Linked DNA regions of Homo sapiens: region 2 is linked to region 1. A link is a loop called in an ENCODE intact Hi-C map of the cell type or tissue named here. Cell type or tissue: heart right ventricle. All regions are shown on one strand.

The links. Hi-C counts contacts between places; a loop is a spot of excess contacts. Peaks named below come from ENCODE experiments on the same cell type or tissue, not always from the same donor. Only the 100,000 strongest peaks of a DNase experiment are listed, where the experiment ranks them.
Region 2: a loop joins it to region 1, with 9 times the contacts of the local background. A loop is called at or near these places in 1 of 110 quality-filtered maps.

Annotation. Positions count from the first base shown.
Region 1 is chr3:14,913,012-14,915,511 of GRCh38, forward strand. The region is part of intron 11 of FGD5 (FYVE, RhoGEF and PH domain containing 5); the gene reads left to right. Among named protein-coding and RNA genes, the nearest start is that of NR2C2, 33 kb to the right of the region's middle. RefSeq lists enhancers at 935-1,757, 1,758-2,500. In heart right ventricle, a CTCF peak has its summit at 1,333 (motif pointing left); no DNase peak of the experiment used is centred here.
Region 2 is chr3:14,438,674-14,441,173 of GRCh38, forward strand. All of the region lies in intron 2 of SLC6A6 (solute carrier family 6 member 6), which reads left to right. Among named protein-coding and RNA genes, the nearest start is that of SLC6A6, 37 kb to the left of the region's middle. RefSeq lists an enhancer at 724-1,224. In heart right ventricle, no CTCF peak of the experiment used is centred here; a DNase peak (open chromatin) is centred at 988; H3K27ac peaks cover 2,500 bases; H3K27me3 peaks cover 556 bases.

The DNA.
Region 1 (2,500 bases):
GGCGACAGAGTGAGATTCCATCTCAAAAAAAAAAAAAATTCTCTCCATTGAGAGAAATCCCCAAATGTAGGGGCAGGTAATGAGCCAGACAGAGCTGGTTAGATCCTGCTCCATGGTACACTTACTACTTCTGTGACCCTTAGACAACTCACAGACATGTGCGAGCCTCAAGTCTCCCCCCAGGAAAGTGGAAAGACTGGGTGGTTTTGAGAATTAAATTCCTGGCATTTAATTACATGCCTGGCAGGTAGAAGCCGCTTATCTGATAGTAGTTGTAACAGTTTCTCCCTTCCCGCTGACAGTTGTTCCATGGGACACAGGTCCTCCCTCTCTATCTAGAGCTATAGATCTCATCAGCTCCCTGCCCCAGCACAGCCCTGCAGGGAGTTGGGTCCCCGTGAATTCCCCCTCTTCAGGACGCAAAAGGGAGGCCATACCGGATGGCAATGGGGAGGCAGACAGACCAGATGCAGACCCCAGATGCAGACCCCAGCTCTGACAGCTACTGGTGTGAGACCCATGAGCACATCCCATTACCTCCCCGAGCCTCAGCTCCCTGATCTTTAAAACAAGGGAAGCAGTGAGGCGGCAGATGGCACAGGGCAGAGCTCTGTCTTGGCCCCTCAGCCATTTGCATCTGGCCACCTCCTCTGGCCATGCCCCTCTGATCTCTGCACCTCTCCCAGGGACCTTGAATGCCAGGAACAGACACAACAGCCTGGCTTTCCCCAATCTGTCCTCACCTCGTCCTCCACTTCATCTGTCCCTGGTCTTGGCTCACTGGCCCTCACACACCTGAAGCTCTTTGAGAAGGGTGCCAGCTCCTCCCCTTCAAGCCAAGCTCAGATAGCACCTTCTATGGAAGCCTAGCCACCACCCCCGTTTCCCCTCTCCCTCCTCCTCCTCTAGCCCTGCTTCTCTTCTTCCCCACACTCCCCCCGTCTGGCATGGCCCTTTATCAGAACATCTCCTTCCCTCAGGGATAGGCCTGCATCCCTCTGATTACCCTGCTGTGATTAGGCCATCAGCCCCACAGTCTGAAGCTGGGTCCTCTTCTTCCTCTGGCTCAGCGCAGCCCTTCCACTGAGCAGTGTTGATAACTCTCTAATGGAGGGATACATGGGAGGAGGGCGGCCCGACAGGTGCTCAAGCCAGGGAGTGCCATGGTGAACAAACACACTTAGGAAGAATTTTTCTTCCTCAAAGGTGCCAGTTTCAGAAAATAATCTGAACTGCAGAACAGAGTTGGGGCATCTGGGCGCCCACGCCCAGCAGTGTTGTTAGACTGCGGAAAGTGTCTACCAGGCAGCGACGTCCTTGAGCTGCAGGTGGGGCTGCCCCCTGGTGGCTTCTTACAGTGGGAAGCCCCCCTACCCATTCATGATGGGCTCTTCCTCCTTCCTCCAAGCTGGGGCTGTAAAGCATATACTTTGAAGCAGGCAGGAGAGCCATGGGCAAATTAGGACGTAGCCTGGTCCCGAAAGGCGAAGGAGACCTCGGGGTGCTCATGGCAGTTGCCATGGCAGCAGGAACTTGAGGGGCCATCACAGAGAGGCTGGGGCTGCTCTCCCTAGTGACATAGGTCAGTTCCCTGGGTCTGGGAGGGTTCATGGGCAAGGTTCATGAACCTGTGCACAGGTTCACTGTGAGAGCAGCCCTGACATTCCCTCCCGAGCACACTGGAGGGACACTCATCAAGCCATACCCCTGGCTCCACTACCTGCTAGCTGTGACCTCAGGCATGGCCTCTGGCCTCTCTGGGCCTCAGTTTCTCCCTCTTGGCAATGAGGATGATGATCATGGTGCCTGTGCGTTAGGACTGTGGGAGTGCACGTTAGGACTGTGGGAGTGAAGTCAGGGTTTTGGTCCAGCGCCTGGTGCAGAATCGGTGTCAATGCACTGTAGTGCCTGTCACTCTTAGAAGGCAGGGCAAGAACAGGGCTTCACAAACTAGAGCTGCAGGCCAAAGCCAGCCAGACACCGATTTTTGTTGATAAAGTTCTGTGGGAACACAGCCACATGCATTCCATCATGGGTTGTCTGTGGCTGCTTTGCACAGCAGCAGAGTTGAGGGCTGGAGGCGGAGGCCTGAAGCATTCCATACCTGGCCCCTACAGGACAGTGCCCCAACCCCCACCTACTCCAACTCTACTGGGACACAGCAAGGCCCGGAGAGAGGGAGGGGTTCCTGAGGTCCCATGGAGGGGGTCATTGGTGGGCCAAGTCTCCTGCATTGCCATGGCTGGAACCTTGGAGTCCTGAGAAGAGCTAGCTGTGGGAAAACTCATTCTGTTCCCTCAGCAGGCTCTGTCTATCCAGGGAAAAGAAGTATTCATTCTGACTTTTCACATGCAGTGTCTTGTTCCATCCTTACACATCCCTACTTTATGTTTTCCTCCATGCCTGCGTGGCTCTCCTTGGTTCATGTCAGCATCATGTGTAGAGGACTTGCCTTGGTTCACACTGGTGCCATGTGTCCAGGGCTCACTCTGGTTTATGT
Region 2 (2,500 bases), 470 kb before region 1:
AGATCCTTCTTAAAGGCCAGGTATGTGCTAGGCAGTTTGGGATGGGAGAAGCAGGCAAAATAGGAAACAGACAAGGACCTGGCCTCTTCCTAAAAGCATGGCAGAAGCTCCTGAGTGGTTATGCCATTGACAATATGAGATTTAAATCATTGTTCTCCACCAGAAAGAGACATGTAGGACACTGGTTGTTAAATTGAGAAGTGCAGGGTCTGCAGGACGGCAGGGCAGGTGCAGAGAACTCTCGAGCCTCTGGGAAGGTTGCCCAGGAAAAATAGAGGCAAGGGCTTGACTTTCCCCAGAGCCTTGGACTGAGGTGGTAGATGCTGGGGGAGGCAGCATCTGCAACTCAACTCAAAGCCCAGCTGGCTGGTGCTCAGGGCACCGGGAGGGATGCAGAGCAAGATATAGGGGTCCCCATTTGCAAGCAGTGCAGAGACCTCTTTCTAAGCTTTGCTCGGTGCCGGAGGCCCAGGTGGCCAGGTGGGAACTCTGGCCTTGAGCCTCTCTCTCCTTTCCACCCGTGTGTGTAGCCTCAGCCAGGCTGCTCGCTTCCCTGCGTGAGCCTCAGCTTCCTTTATCTATAAACTACCAAAGTCTCTTCCACAATAGGAGTGTTGGAGAATAGGAAACTGTGTTCATAAACAGCTCAGCCCCCAGAATAAGTCCTCACAAATCTTAATATTAAACAGGGAGACAGCAAAGGGATATTGTGGCAAGCCATGGCATCGCTGGCACGGGGCTGCACCTGCCTGCGTGTGTGTCAAATCTGACCAGGTGATCTGCAGTTGGTTTCAGGCACAGCTGGCTCTGGCTGTCACCTCTGGAACACAGAGACAAGGAGAATGTTTAGCTGGGCACAGGGAGAGGCTTCATCCCATAGCCTCTGTATCAGTCAATTCTAATCACTTGTAGCTGTAATAACCAAAGAGGAAGCTCTTAAAATGGGGAATTATGTATCTCGGCTGCTGCAAAATAACCCTGGGCCCAGTGCCAAGGAAAACAGCCCTTGTCGGCGGGTGCAGGGACGCCTGTGGAGGAGGACTCGCTCCTGAGTACTCACTGCGCAGCGGGGTGACCACTTGTGTGTGTGTGAGGAAGCTGGGGTGACTGGCCTAATTGCAAGTTTGCAGAGGTGCACAGAGATACTCCGGGGACTCCCTGGAGGGTGTCCTCTGAGGTCAGACTGAGCCGCAGAGGGACAGTGGAGGCTAAGCTCCTAAGGGTTTGGATACATCACGGTCACTGTTACTCCCAGCGGAGTGACCTCAGGGCGTCTCTTGTCATCTCTGGGCCTTATTGATCTCACCCTGGGGAGGATGAAGGCTTTATATACCCCAAGGCCAGGGGTGGACTGGATAGTAGTGATAGCGGTAGTAAGAGGAGATAGTCTCAAGTCATAATGTAGTTGCTGTGCATGGAGTGTGTGCCACATCTTGTTCTAAGCACCTCCTGTGCACCCCCCCTCATTTAACCCTCACAACACTCCCACAGGGAAGGTACAGTTACCCCATTTTACAGATGAGGACACTGAAGACTAGTGGGGTTGAGTGACTTGCCTTAGGTCACCTGTTTGGGGAAGTGACTTTCAGCTTCTGGGTTGAGGCTTATATTCTGGTCCCTGTAGGGGCCAGGGTGCCTGGGGCAGCTGGCAGGGAGCCAGGGGGCTTTTTATACTGCGGCTCCAACAGCCAGTGGGGAAGGTTCAGAGGGGACTGAGCCTGAGCAGTAGGAGGGACTAAAGCAGTTCTGTGTGGCCCGTGTCCCAAGGAGAAGGGGAGAGGGAAGATGGGGCCAGAGGGTCGGCAGGGGCATGTGCTGGGACCTGGTGGGCAATGGTGAGGAGCCTGTGTTTTCTTCTAGGGGTGAGCAAAGGGTTGGGCGGGGGCATGAGGACCTGATTCTGCTTTTTAATCTGCCTTCAGCTGCTGCATTGAGAATAGATCAGGGGCGGGCAGAGTAGCAGCAGGGAGACCTGTGAGGAGGCTGCCACAGATGCCAGTGCAAGGGCTGAGGGGCCTGTAGCTCGTGGTTGCCATGGCGATAGAGAGCTGTGGGTGGATGCCAGGAATGTACAGGCGGGTCTTGCTGGAATGGGCTTCTTCAGGGGCAGGGCTGCTGGCTGTGTGTTCTTCAAGGCAGGTGGACCTGTGACTGCAGCCCCCACAGGTGGAGAGGTGGGTGCACCTTAGAAATGAGGAGTTGGGAGACCCCCACCATGCCAGGCACGTGACAGGTCCCCACTCTGCCCTGTTGAAAACCCCCACCCCCATCCTGGCTCAGCCCCAGGTGGTGGGACGATGGGGTCCTGAGTGTGGAAGGGGGTGGAGGCTTCATTTTGTAGGAAATCAGAGCCTAGAGCAAAGGGACTTGGGGAACCCCAGTTGCTCCTCCTCCATGTTTCTAGAGGGTTCTCGAATATTAGTGTGGCAAGTGGGTCTGTGTGCCCAGAGGGCAGAGCCGGGACTCTCAGGGTAGCCGCAGTGAAGCAGACCCCAGCTCC